2 separate regions of the Homo sapiens genome follow, and region 2 is linked to region 1. Evidence: chromatin loops called from intact Hi-C (ENCODE). Cell type or tissue: chondrocyte. All regions are shown on one strand. Links, peaks and the distances in the headings refer to the core of each region. The heading gives the core; the rest is flanking DNA.

Region 1 (8,375 bases), core at 1,385-6,384:
TGAATGGGATCATAGAAAACAAGAGAAAGGAGTTGCAACCTGGAGTCAAGTTTCCAAAAAGTACATTAAGACAAAGACTAGAAAAAATACAAACATGTCCATTTCATCTAGCAGAAGGTCATGAATGACCTTAACACAAACATTTCCCATAAATGATAGGAGCAGAGTTTAGGTAACAAGATGTCCAGGACAGCAAGAATGAGGATGATGAAAGACATGCATAGACCACTCTTTCTAGGACTTGAGCAGATATGAGCTGGAAAGAGCTAGACATGAAGTGAGATATAGATGCAAAGGAGGATGCTATTTGTTTTCTGGTTTTAATGGGGAAAAGACTTGAACATTTATTGCTGTGTCCACAATCTATGCATCTAATAGGTTCATCTTAGCCAGTTTGGATTGATTGCAGTTTATCTCCAGAGCTACTGACCCTTGGCCAATGCTGTAAAATGTATTAACTAAAGATAAATGATGTTTTGTAACCATGGGTCCATGAATTGTTTCAGAGCAAGATGTATCAGCCTGCCAGCACTGTTTAGTAATAATAATTGAATTTATAATTGCACCTAATTTCAGTGGAGCCTGGGGGAGGAAGACATTCAAAGTAAAGGCTGGTAACATAGCTAGAATATGTCTATATGAAAAGCTTATTATAAGAGATCTCCACTGTGAGCAGATTTGGGTCTCCTGCTACAGAAGTGCTTCACATGCACACCAGTAGTTGTTACAGTCTGGTACAGGCTAAGAGCATCTGCGTGACCCAGAGGTGGGAGAACAAAGAAACCTGTGCCTGGGACCTCTAGGTCCTTTTTCATGCATATTTTTCTTGTGTTGCTTCTGTGTTATGCTATATCCTTTGCCCGTTATAAAGTTGTTCTGGGAGTACAAACCGAGCAAATGGAGTTTCTTAAGCAATGGAACACTTAAGGTGATTAAAGTGTAATTACCTCTGACTAACATAATTTCTCTAGCAAAAATGCTTAGCTTTTTCAGCCTCTCAAAGAATTTGTCGCAAGTGTAATTTTTAGACTCAACAGTTACAATTTATGAGGATAGTTTTTACCTCAAGGAAAACAAATTTAAATAATAAAATCTCATTTACACAAAGAAAATTTTTAAAGAAACAAAAATAATTGTCTAGTTTGTCCATTAAACAACTTACCATCAATACAGGGATGTTCAAATAACTAATTTCCATGCAAACTATAACTTGTTGGTTGTGTTCTTTTACTGTCTGTTCAACCATATTGTTGCCCCTCCACCTTTGCTATTTTATTTAACATGCCCAGGTATCTCATCCAGTTCATTGGTTTGTGGTTAAATCCAAAGGTTTTCCAGGATCTAAGGGTAGGTTGAATCCCTTCGGTTCATATGAAAGGTCTTCTAATTACCTCTGTTCACACACACATTCAGTAAGTACCCAGAAAGGGAGGCCAGAAGGTAATGTTCATAGATATAAATTAATATAAAATAGACATATCATGATTAAAGTAGTTTAATCAAATGCCAAAGAACATAGCTTTTCAATCAGTTAGATGTAGAATTCAGTTCCTCATGGGCCCCATTACTGGCTGGCTATCTGACCTTGGGAAGGGTAGTTAATGTATTTGAGCTTCAGCCTTTTGCTGCGGAAAATGGTAAAAATAACAATACTTCGCAGTGTTATTGTGAGGGTTAAAATAAGATAATGTGTACAGAATATTTAGTCCAGTCACCAGCATATAATAACCACTTAATACATGGTAATAATTTAAATTCAGTGAACTAGGGTTCATTAACAAATTACATGTCCATAAATACAATGTGTGCAAATATCAGTTTTCTAATATAAGGATAAGTTTAAATTTACCTAACTGAATTTTTATGAACATTGACTGAAAATATAAAGGGACTATGGCCAGACCACATATGAAAATAAAACTCTAATCCACACATCTGCATCAACCAGTCCAGAAAGCCAAACCATAACTTCCACAGTGATCAGCATGGAACAGTCAGGACTTTGTTGATGACTGCCAGCTTTCCTAATTATTGCCCCTGGTTCCAACTCGAGACCAAGCAGAGAAAGCCAGATAAGATCCTCAGACCAGTCACATAAAGTATCCTGCTTCTAGTTAGCCCTCCTTCAGCATCCCCATGTCAACAACCTCCAGTCAAAACATACCTGAAGCTTTATAGCTTCCCCACTCCCCTGTCTGCATTTGAGTCTCTGTCCAATGCAAGTAATAGTAGCTCACTCCCTTCCTCTAGCAAGATCTGAATAAATAGCCTTGGCTTGTTCTAATGTGAGTGGTCTTCTTCTATTTCAGCAGCATTATAAATGAAGTTAAAAGTTCAACATCGATTTTAAAATGCCATATACGGCATACACACACACACACACACACGGCAAACACACACACACACACACACACAATTTGTGTTATTGTGCAGAAAACAGACATGAAGTTACCATGGCCATTAGAGCTCACACACATGCAACCATCTGCTTGTAGATGTACTAATTTTCCACCAGGTATATAACCCAGATGCTTATAAAATAATCAGTCCAATTCTCTCCCTATATCATTACCTCAATACAAATTCTTCGTCTACTTTAAATATTCCAGTTGCTTAATCTTTCTGCTTTTCCCTGCTCATTCACCATACATCATCTTCCTTTCCATGTTGTCTGTAATCTGCCATCTAGCATTTTAGCAGCCAATATTCTCATTAACCTCATTAATCTTCAGTCCCATAAGCCTAGATAAACTGAGTAGACAAATATGGATTTTCCCCCAGAAATTGTCTTTCCTAGAGGGCTCCTGTTTTGTGTGTAATTGTTTTCCCACTCCATCCACATAGTCTGACATTGCTGTCAATCGTAGTAACCCTATCCCCAACATAAATGCTCTTGGGACAGGCAAATTGAACCAACTGAGGTCAAGAAGAATTCATCGAGTGTTTCTAGATTTTCTTTATAGGTGCAAGTTTGGGAATTTATGAGTCCAGTGCTCTTGGAAATCATGGTTCTAGACTGGTGGAATAAGCCAGTGTGAGAATGAAGTCCATATTATAAAGATAAAAGAAAGAAGAATATATGCAATTATCCCGTTCACTGCTATGGAATATAGAACAGGAAGAAAAATTCTGAGGATGTGGTAACAAATTAGTTGAGTCTAAGGTTGTGTTGAATCTGAGGTGGGAGCAGGAGAGAGAAGTCTGGGTTGTGGATAAAAGCTCTGGCAGCAATCCCAACCCATCCAGGGATAGTGGGTAGACTAACAATCAAACTCATATTTTCGATAGTTCTGGAAATTAGACAGATATAGTTTATAATAAAACTTTATGACTGCAACAGTAAAGTAAGAAGTATTATATATTCAAGATAGAAATACACTAGTTTCTGTACGAATGTCTAAATAACAATTGAACATAAATAGCTGAAAATCCTCTGGATTCTTGGATTTGTCTTACAACTAGTCATGTCTCTGAGTTCTTAAACTTGGTAAGTGGTGTTCTAAAACCTATTACTACAGCAGGACCAAGAAACAATATTTTGAGGGTAGGAGGGAGATGTCAAGAATGCTGTATTTGGGTCAAGATGCCCAGAGCAATCAATACACAACAGATTATCCAATGATAAATAGGAGTGATAAGCTACCAAGTCAATTCACAAATATTTATTGAGCAGTGGATGAATGTCAAGAAAACAATAATAGAAAATGCTTTGAATTGGCAATCGGGAGATTCTTATATTCCTGAGTTTGAAGATTGCTGGATCTGACTTTTGTCAAATCACAAATCAGCTCTGAATATCACTTTTCTCACCTGTAAAGGGGAGGTGTTGGCGTGGATCATCTTATTTGGGGTGCTTTCGAGCAAGCAAGTATAAAATTCTCAGCCTCTCCGCCAGGAAGTTGTTCAGTATTTGACTTGATTGAGCAGACACTTAAAAAATTAAATATCAAGAAAAGAAATCAATAACAGTTCAAAGGAATAATACATGAGCCACCACAAGGCGGCCTTATAAGCAAAATAAAAGTTGAAATAATTATTTTAAAGGAATAAGACGCTAGAGACGCAGTTACAGACAAGACGAAGTTCCTCTAGGCGGCCAGCGGAGGGAGACTCTGCTTCCCTTCCCCCGGCAGTGGGGACTGGGGGACTGGGGGACTGGGGGACTGGGGGACTGGGGGACTGGGGGACTGGGGACAGGGGTTGGAGGACTGGGAAACTGGAGGACGGAGAACAGGGGGACAAAACGACTGGGGGACTGGGGAATTATGGGACTGGGGATTTGGGGAATTGTTTTCAAACGCGCGGGGCAAGGACTCCCCACCGCCTCTGGAAGGGGTGAAGAACTAGTCGACTCTAACTCCCTCAGGGTGGCCAGGGAATTGCATTTGGTTCTCCCGCGGGAGTCGCGCAGGCGGGCGGCCAGGGGGAGTGGGCGCCGCCCGGCAGCGCCCCGCGCCGAGGCACAAGCGCCCGCGCCGAGGCACAAGCGCCCCCGACTCACCGGCTCCGCGCGTTTCCCCGCGCGTCTCCCGGACCCGCGCCTGCCCACCCCTCCGGCTCTGCTGCGGTCGAGGCCCCAAGTCGGTTATCCCGTGTCCAGGCAACCGCGGGGGCGGCGGCGGCGGCGTGAGGAGCGGGCGGCTGCTGCTCCGGGGCCTCCTGGCTCGAGCCCTTAGCCCCCGACTCCCGGCGTTTCGGCGCCCGATCAGCGCTCCAGGCCGCCCCCGCTCCGCCTTCTCCCAGTGCCTTTCCCTTTCTCTTGTAACCGATTTGCCAACCCAACTCCTTTCCCTCTTTACCGGAGAGGGAAGGAGTGGAGACGAGTCAACGCCCCTTCGTACAGCAGTGAGGTTAGAACGTGAGGGGATCACAGACTTCGTCCACCTTCGGGAGGACCGCAGGACCTCTTTCTTTCTTGCCACTTGGGATGATACAACCAGGACTCCATGCGATAACCCCATGTGGTTTGGTTGTGACTTCAGTATTGAGAAACCTCAACAAACTGTTAAGGAAGAAAGAACTTTTCCTAGTGTCTGAAAGTGGGGAAAATGACTAATTCAAGACTAATTCAAGCCATTTCTCTAAGGGTCTGTTTCTTTCAAAAACAAATTTTTGAAGCATTGATCCTTCTGACAAAATACTAAGTGGCAGGCCGGGTGTGGTGGCACAACCCTGTGCCAGGCGTGTCCTGTCCCAGGACTTTGGGAGGCCGAGGCAGGAGGATTGCTTGAGCCCAGTGGTTAGAGGCTGCAGTGAACTGGGATCGTGCCACTGCACTCCAGCCTGGGCGACAGATCAATAAATACATAAATCAGTGGCACAAAATGTATTACCTACATTTTGTTTCTTCATCTGTGAATATACACTGTGAACTGAAATAGGCTTCAGAGGACAGTCGTGTCTTACACTATTGTCACCGTCTTCTTCAATGAAAACAAACACTGGACTATAAACTGAAGATGGTTAAAAAAAAAAAACAGAATCAGAATAAAGATTAGCATTCTCATCCAGAGAAATCATTTTTCCAGGCAACACTGAGAACAGGCAATTGCCTGCCAAGGTTAAATCAGCAAAGTCTATTACTTTAAGAGGCAATTTAATTAGTAATCCTTTCTAAGAGGGGAAAACCAGCAAGTCCGTACCTGGAATGTGGTCCTTTCAGCCAAAGATGAAAAAAAGGAAGCAATAACTAACAAACTGGTGGAAGGTCTTAATCTTAAATTAATATATGCAGAAGCAGAGCTCTTTTTGTAATTAAAAAATGGATTCAAGAATGCACTCCACTTTCCCATCTCCCTCCATTAATTATTAAACTTTGGCTTGTTCTCAATACAATGTTAAATTATAAACCAAATGAATCATTTGCATGCCAGTAAATATGTATTCATGAGGGTTCACAATATGTAAATGTGCATATTAAAACAATAGCTAGATTTTTTTCTCATAAAATAAAACTTTACCTACTAGAAATCTCATTATTGACAAGTTTCTCTTAATTAGAACTCACTGATAATTGCTAAACCCCTGTTGTGGCAGGCAGAATTCTAAAATGGACGCCCATGACCCTACCCCTTGGTATACACACCTGCATAATCCTTAGGACTTTAAATTTGGTGGATTTCATTTTCCTGATTAGTTTGTTACCTGACACAATTGACTTGAAAAAGGGAGATTATCCAGGATGGGTTGGCCTTTATTAGGTAAACCCTTAAAAGGGACTGACCTCTTCCTGGAGTCGGAGGTTTGAAGCATCAGAGGGATTTATCAAAGGGATATTCTCTATTGTCACCTTTGAAGATTGACAAGACCCTATGGTAAGGAAGGCAGGCAGCCTCTAGCAGCCGACAATGATCCCAGGTGACGGCGAGCAAGGCAATGGGGACCTCAGTCCTACAACTGCAAGAAACTGAATTCTACAAATAATCTGGATGTGCTTGGAAGAGAACACTGAACTCAAAATGAAAATATGTCCTGGTTGGGCACGGTGGCTCATGCCTGTAATCCCAGCACTTTGGGAGGCCAAGGCAGGCAAATAACTTGAGGCCAGGAGTTCAAGACCAGCCTGGCCAACATGGTGAATCCCCGTCCCTACCAAAAATACAAAAAAATTAGCCAGGTATGGTGGCACGCACCTGTGGTCCCAGCTACTCAGGAGGCTGAGGTGGGAGGATTGCTTGAGCTTGGGAGGCAGACATTGCAGTGAGTCAAGATTGTGCCACTGCACTCTAGCCTGAGCACAGAGCAAGATCCTATCTTAAAAAAAAAAAAAAAAAAGGAGATTATGGATTATGTCCTGCCATCACCTTGATTTCAGCCTCGTGAGACCCTGAGCAGACAACCCAGGCAAGCTCACTTGGGCTACTTACTTAGAGAACCGTGAGGCTAATAAATGGACATTGTTTTAAACTGCTAGACTTACCGTAATTTGTTACACAGCCAAAGAAAGCTAATACACATATTAACTTACTTCACATAAACAAAAGTGGGTATTTTGAAATTAAAAAATGTAGGAGTATCTCAGTAAACCCAGTGCAGGATTGTGGCTGAAACTCAAATAGAACAGAAATCAGACACTGCAAAATCAATACCAGACTTATCATCATAAACAAGAACCTAGTAGTGATGGGGTTTAGGACATGCTACCCTAAATTTTTTTAAGCTGAAGAAATTTTAGAAAATTGCAGAAGCAGGAAAGTCACTCTGACCTTCCTCTCCATCTGTCTCCCTGGAAGGTCATAAAACCTAGAAAGGATTTTCTTACCTTCCCCAGGCTCAGGTCATAAGACCCGCATGTGGGAGGTGCCCTCATATACCTGGAGGAAAGGAGCATCCTTATTCCTTATTGCTGAAGACACAGGGACACAGAGAAGAATCCAACCAAACAGGCCTTGTTAAGTTTCCCCCAGTTTATTACCATTAGCTCATACCCTTTCTGTGTGTAATATTTTCCCACGACTATTCACTTTTCATCGAACCTACTAGAAAAATCACTCAGGTTTAACTGTTTTTTTGGATATTCCTTTCCTTGTGAAGGCTCCAGGGTCATGTAAAACTTCAGTGTGTATGCTTTTCTCTTGTTCATATGTTTTTTCGTTATAGGGGCCTCAGCTATGAACCTAAATGTATAAAGGAAAGGACATTTTTCCTCCAGTACAATAGTCAAGGTGATCTTATTAGCAAATAGCAAACCAGATTTTCCACAAAAGCAGAACAAACATAAATATCCAATTTTTCTATAGCAACAATAAAAGACAGAATAAAGTGATATAATAATCATGCAGAGAGAAGACAATAATCAAATAATACATTTCCTACAAAACTATCATTCAGGAGCAGAGTTAAAAATATTTTCAAAGAAAAAAAAACAAATTTTACCATTTGCCAGCCTACACTGAACAGTGTACTTTAGGAAGAAAGAAAATAGTAAAGACATTGGACAGACGTATAGTTAAATCTAAGAAAGCTTTCAGTATATGAAACGTTCAGCCATACATTTGTCTTCCAAGTGTTCTTGGTTTTCTCTCCCTAACCATCTTTTATCCAATTAGTCCTTAGGACCTAAGCATGCTTATGTTTTAATATATTTCCTGACAATGCTAGACCATTTCATGAATTAGATTTAACGATGACTATTCTATGCTCCTTTTAAAACTTACATCAGAATTATTTTCAGCCACTTTTAGGGTAACTAAATGTATATCACACCTGTCATGGAGAATGAGCTAAGATCTCTTACTAATAGTAATGTTTTATTAAGATAGAGCATAAGGGTCCACAGTAGGTAATTGGATCTGGTATCTAATTATATCTGAAAGAGTGACATGATATCAATTTTTCTAAATTAAAAATTATTGTCTTTGGCAGCCATTCTCCAA
Region 2 (6,470 bases), core at 1,471-6,470, 140 kb after region 1:
TGTTATAGATTGCAAGTAAAAACAAAATGATCACAGTTATCCTACTCATGTCGTAGTGGAAGAATCGTCCCAAGTTTAGATAATCTTACTTTCGGATAATATTTTTAAGACTTCTATATGTCCTGAAGTGAAGCTAATTTGTTTATATTCATGGGAAAACTGACTTTAAATAGATATAATGAGGGACTCAAAAAGTTAAGGATATGTAGGAGTAGAATAAAAGAGACAAGGTCAGGCCGGGCACGGTGGCTCACGCCTGTAATCCCAGCACTTTGGGAGGCCGAGGCAGGCAGATCACGAGGTCAGGAGATCGAGACCATCCTGGCTAACAGAGTGAAACCCTGTCTCTACTAAAAATACAAAAAATTAGCCGGGCATGGTGGCGGGGACCTGTAGTCCCAGCTACTTGGGAGGCTGAGACGAGAGAATGGCGTGAACCCGGACCCGGAGCTTGCAATGAGCCGAGATCGCGCCACTGCCTCCAACCAGGGCAACAGAGTGAGCCTCCGTCTCAAAAAAAAATAAAAATAAAAAAATAAAAAGACAAGGTCAAAATTCATTTGCCCTTAGGAGCATCACTCAGTAATACTTGACTACACATAATGAATAATAGTGACACTTGGCTTTATTTTACTTTACTTTATATCTCCTAAATTGTTCAGTGGACTATAAATAGGACAGGAAAAAATGATACTAAGAGTAAAATGATAAAACTATAACTTGATTTGTTGGACGTTTATTGTATTAAAAACAAAAGGGATCATTTTCCTTTATTTCCAATGGTTTATTTTTTATTCAGTAAATATTTATTGCACCTTAGAGTATGACAGGGAATTTGCTTACTGCTTGAAATTTAGTGAATTGAGCAGTGGACAAAGGAGATAAGGGGCTCACCTTCATGGATTTTCCAGACCAGTCAGATTCTAAATGATCATTAACAAAAGATGTTTAGAAAAACTAAAATTATTAAATGTTATTATTTGAAAATTCAGAGATTCTAAGCTTATGCATAGTAAACAAACTTACTTCAAAAATAAAACCCATGGGGCATGGCCATCAGACCAACAAAGACCTCTTCCATCTCCCCTGCAACCCTGGCTTCCATTCTCTCCCCTCATCTTTTATTACTCCTTCCCCACTCCACCTCCTGTTCTGTGTTGTGCCCGCTGGTGGGATTTTGTTGGAGAGGAATGGAAGATGTTTTTATTTAATCCAGACTTCCTCACACAACATTCAACAGGCACGTGGATGGTAGCCATGTACACAAGGAGTCTGAATCCGAAGGAATCCCAGCCCCCTATCCCTGCCTGAAACACCTAAAGTTTCCCATATTTGGTGAACTCTTTGACCAGGATCCATGGCAAAAGCTTGTATCTCCTGAGGGACCACAGATATGAACAAACAACTTCTGTCCTCAAATCCTTAGGTGTCTCTTCTCTTGCTTTTGGAGCCTCACATTAACTTAGCCCATTTTCCAGTAAACCTCCATTTTGTACGGTAAACCATTTTCCAACACCTCTATTTTGTCATATGTAAATTAATATTTCTTCCTCTTTGGATTATATACCTATTTCTATTGATTGTTAAGCATGTTGCAATAAACATTACAGGAAATGAAAAAAATCTGCTGGAATTCTTGAGAGGAGATATGCACAAATGTTTAAGTTGTTGAATTCAGAACTATTAGTAGGAATGGAAATGAAGAAAGCAGTGGAATGCAGAGAAGCTGCTGTTACATGCCAATTGAACTCTGGAGGGATCTCCATTACTGTATAATTGGGATGGGGATTCAGAAAAGGGAGGATTTATAGGCAATTCTAACTGGAGCCTGTTCTCTGAGTTATTCCTCTCTACTCATTTAAAAAAAGAGTTCTTGAAATATATGTGATCTGATATGAATTTAATTGAATGTAAGCAGTGCTTGGTAGTTGTCATCTATCTAATTTAATATTTTCCTAGTTTTCAATTGTCCTGACTGACCTTTATTGCATTTGTGTTTGAAAAAGCTTTTCTCCATTCCTACAAGTGTGAATATTCAAATCCTACCCATTCCTCAAATCCCACCTGAAAACTTCTCTTTACTAAAGCTTTATTTAATCTCCCCAGCAGAGTTATTTCTCCCATTAATTTTCACAGAAATTTACTTGTACATTTCTTATAATGTATTTCACTTTATGTTGAAAAGCTATTCATATAATTTACCAAATTATAAAACATCTGTAATTGATTAATCTATTTCCTGCCCCCTGACACAAAGTAAATGTAGAAGAAAGAAGTCTAACAATGGTCTCTTGGAAATGGTGCTCTGTAAAATATGTTAATTTGACATAGACTATTCACCAAGTCTTTAACCAGACTTACCTGCTATGGACTATTTATATTCAAGTACCCAAAAGGTGAGGTAGAATCTAAGAGTGAGTTCATAAGATTGGTTATTTATACTTAGCTCTCTGTCAGAGAATGAATGCATAAACAATAGCTTTTTTTTTAAAACATCAATTTACATCTGCTTAAGTAGGACAATATATTTTCTCTTAATAACCAGAAATTGGCCTTCCTGTGAAATAACTGAATATGTATGTTTTCCTTTAGCTGGCTCCAAAACTCCTTATTAAGCACTATTTCACAGAAAATAACAAATTATATGTTATGTCTGATTGCTTAAAATAGGTATTTCTGAGTAGAAGAAAAAACACTAGAATGAAAATACTTTGAAAATATATCAATTACTTTAGCCATAAAGAGAATTCTGGAAAATAAAAGCAGATGTGAACGTGATTCAAATTTAATATATTTGAAATGTAAAGTAAAAATATAATACACCTGGATAGAATTATGCAAATTGCATGGATAAAATTTTCCCCTAGGGATAACTTCAGCGTGTTCTCTAAATCCATTTTAAAAAAAGAAAAAGTGCAGATAATCTTTTGATATTTTCTAAAACTGATGCATAGTCTTTTCTCAGTCTAATGAATTAATAAAACAAATATTCTAAAAGAATTATCATATGCAGCTCTTTATGATTATGAACTGTCTCTGTTTAATTTTTGGTAATCAAACATTTTTATTACTCCAATCATTTGACAGTGCTCTCAAAGGAATCACCTTACTATAATTGTTCTCATTCTGAGACATAAATCTCTTCATTAGATGTAAGTGTTCATTTTTTAGACAAGACTATTTTTAAACAGGCAGTATAGAATTGAATAAACAACATGAGATTAGGGTCAAAAGACTTGAATTATTAAAAATGATTTAGCAAGATATCTTGGATACATTGTCATGTTTTTGAGTTTCATTTCCTCATTTGTACAGTAGAGGGGAAATATATGTTTAACTGAGCTGTTTTGGGGATCAAACGATATAATGTGTATGAAAAAACACAAAGTACTATTTATATACCATTAATATCCTATTCAGGAAATAACTTCAGAAAAATAATCCAGTAGAAGTGACCTTTTTGTTTTCAGATACTCAAGACAAATACACATAATTACTGTGTGGGTCACAGCGTCATTTTTTTCTTTGCTTAAATAACTCTACTGACCCAAACAATTCACTAGAGATGTATGAAGTTGGAAAGATTACCATAAACTTTTAAGTCTTAACATATTTTTTGGTAGTTCGCTAATAAGGATAACAATCCAACACTTCATGTATCCCAGACCTGAAAATTATAATTTAAAAAATACACAAGCGTTAGCTTTTCAGTTTTTTCCATGTGCATCATGTTTTACTCTACAGAATGTTGACTACACGCTGTTTAAATATAATTAGCCCTACGGTATGGCATCGCGTGGATCCACGGTGACGGCTCTTTGGTCCTGCATTGTTTGAGATGCTGTAGGTGGTTCAACATTGTGTTAAGTTGCACGTACATTATTAGTTCTGTATCCGAAGACACTGGCTCTGTACCCTTTCAACAAGGCTCTGGGAGTTCCCCCAGCCAAGCAGAGACAGGGTTAAGGCAGTCCAACAGAGGAGAGTAGTGCGGTGTGTGTGTGAGTGAGTGTGCACGCGTGAGCGCACAGGACAGAGGCGTCGAGGTGCGGGGCGGACTCCTACACAAGTTCCAAAGGCCACCGTGTCCGCGGCTTTCGGCCTGAGCGGGACAGCGGGAAGCGGGTGGAACGGCCTGCACGGAGTGGGCAGCGCCCCAGGAATTTGGGGGCTGAGTTGGAGGGAGAGGGGTCTCGCGAGGGTTTCAGGGCGTGGCTGGAGTAGGGGGCGCGCGGCGAGTGTGCACGGGTGTGCGCGCGCGAGAGGGCGAGTGTGAGCGCGGCGAGTGTGAGCGCGGTGAGTGTGCGGCCGCGTCGCCATTCCCCGTGACGTCAGAGTGTATTGTTGTGAGCGGGGCCGAGCGGAGCATCCCCGGAGCTGTCACCGCAGCGGCCGCGGCGGTGGCGCAGCGCGAGCCCCGCACGAGCGAGCCCGGCCGGCGCCGCCCCCGCCCCTGGCCCGGGCCCCGCTGCTGCCGCCGCCCCCGCCCCCGGCCCGCCCGCCGCGCGCCGCCGCCGCCGCCGTCGCGCGCCCCCACCCACTCCACCCCACCCCCTCGCTCCATCCCTCCCACCCGCCGCCGCCGCCGCCGCCGCCGCCGCCGCCGCCGCCGCCACCGCCCGCGCGCCTCCCCCCGCGGAGCGAGTGCGGGTCACCGGGTCACTGGGTCATTGTCTCCGCGCCCGAACCCCGAGCACCCCGTGGAATCCCCCACGTCATCATCAGAACCATCAATGAGATGCAAACATGAAAGACAAGAGGAAGAAGAAGGACCGCACCTGGGCCGAGGCTGCCCGCCTGGTACGTACCGCCCCCCACACGCCGCCCGCGCCTCCCGCCGGCCCCGCCGCTCGCCCCGCGCCGGTCCGCGGCGGCGGAGACGGCCACTTCCAGCCCGAGCCGCCGCCCGCTCGCCGGGCTCCTGCTCTTTGTTATTCTGCGGGAGTGGGCTCGCCCGGGGGCCCCTGTGTGTGTGCGTGCGCGCGCGGAGGGGCGCAGCGATTATCTCCGGGAGCCCCGCGTCCGGGACCGCCCGGGACACTTCTCCCCGTACTTCGCTCTCGGGGCTCTGCTGTGCCTTCTCCACGGGTGAATTTCCGAGCGCTCGGCGCAGCTCGACTTCCCTCTCTGCCGCTCCGGAGACCTTTGTGTGGCAATTACCACTCCCTCCCGGCCCCTCCACCCCCCGGAATTTCATCAATAACTCTGTGCACAGTCTGTGTGTATGTTCGGCGTTTGTGAGTTCAAACATTTTACACGTGCATGCATGGTGTGTGTCCGACACGGACTTGTGGGGCGTGTGCATGTGGGCTAGGTGGTTGCGTGTCTGTGTGCCATGTCGTGTGCATTATGTGTGCACACTGATACGTGCATGTTTTGTGTGGCTCCAGTTCGTTTGTGTTTGTAGGTATTGTGCTCTGCTCGATGTTTGTGTGTACATTCTGTGCACGTGTGTGCAATTTGTGAGTGTGTTTCGGGTGTGTGTGTGTTTGGTGAAGTTGGGTCAGTGTCATTTGTAGTGGGAGGTTATTAAGAGTGTACAGCTAGGTGTATTTTACTGCTGGCTTCCTGGGCGGTGTTACTTGGCTGCTTTTCCTTTTCTTTAACCTTTCGGAGCTTACGTTTTAATCATCGAAAGAATGTCTCTATAGAAATGCCGGTTGGCAGAGGGGCGTCGGCGTCTTTGGTTTGATGCATGTATATGTGTGGGTTTTTCTTTTCTTTCTTTCTTTTTTCTTCCTATCTTCTTTTAAAGGACAGCTGTAAAAGGATTTTTCAAAAGGATATTTCTGTACAGTGTGTCTCGGGAATGCCAGGCATTACATTTGAAGCTAAGCCTTTCAGGGTTTTGGCTGCATAAATTAAACATTTATTCGCCAGCTTACTATCTGTTATAAATTGGCCAAAAGAAAGCAGACTGCATGCAGCGGGGGTTTTGGGAGGGGGGAGCAGGACGTGTTATTGGGTTGACTTTGTAAAGATTGTTTTACTGTAACTGTAGTCATTTTGAAAAGCATTTGAGTAACTACATTATGCTCAAGGAGAACATTTGTCAAAAGTAATTATCTGAGTTTGGTTGAAGGGCCTTGCTCTGGTATGTATCTGGATTCTAGCAAAGGGTTTTAGATAATTGGCCCTATTGCCCAGCGAAGAAGTGACAAAGTCCTTTTTAATTGCAATCTAGTTATTGGTAGCTGGAGTGCCCAGGTCCCTTTACTTAATCTCTTAATTTTGTAGTGTTGTATGTTATTTCTCCACTTATCTGTGATTGCGTTAATCGCTAAATCTCTCACTCTGTGGATGAATGGGCAGGTGATAGTGATTCTTTAATGAACTGCATCTGGAAGAGGAAACTTAAGTTGTGGGGAATATGTGAGAAGTAAGCAGTAAGTGTTAAGTAGATGCCAGATTGATGTTGTCAATGAGTTTTTGCTGGAGCATAGTACATTACTTATTGTTTGCTCGGCCAT

Evidence for each region. Hi-C counts contacts between places; a loop is a spot of excess contacts. Peaks named below come from ENCODE experiments on the same cell type or tissue, not always from the same donor. Only the 100,000 strongest peaks of a DNase experiment are listed, where the experiment ranks them.
Region 2: a loop joins it to region 1, with 5 times the contacts of the local background. A loop is called at or near these places in 3 of 110 quality-filtered maps.

The regions. Positions count from the first base shown.
Region 1 is chr18:33,436,152-33,444,526 of GRCh38, forward strand. CCDC178 (coiled-coil domain containing 178) reads right to left here and starts at 4,570. Exons shown (of 23, transcript NM_001105528.4): 1 at 4,502-4,570; 2 at 3,811-3,930. In chondrocyte, for the core only: CTCF peaks have their summits at 4,012 and 4,318; a DNase peak (open chromatin) is centred at 4,600.
Region 2 is chr18:33,573,886-33,580,355 of GRCh38, forward strand. ASXL3 (ASXL transcriptional regulator 3) reads left to right here and starts at 4,334. Exons shown (of 12, transcript NM_030632.3): 1 at 4,334-4,800. The coding sequence starts at 4,747. RefSeq lists enhancers at 3,674-4,662, 4,663-5,650. In chondrocyte, for the core only: no CTCF peak of the experiment used is centred there; DNase peaks (open chromatin) are centred at 4,176 and 5,051.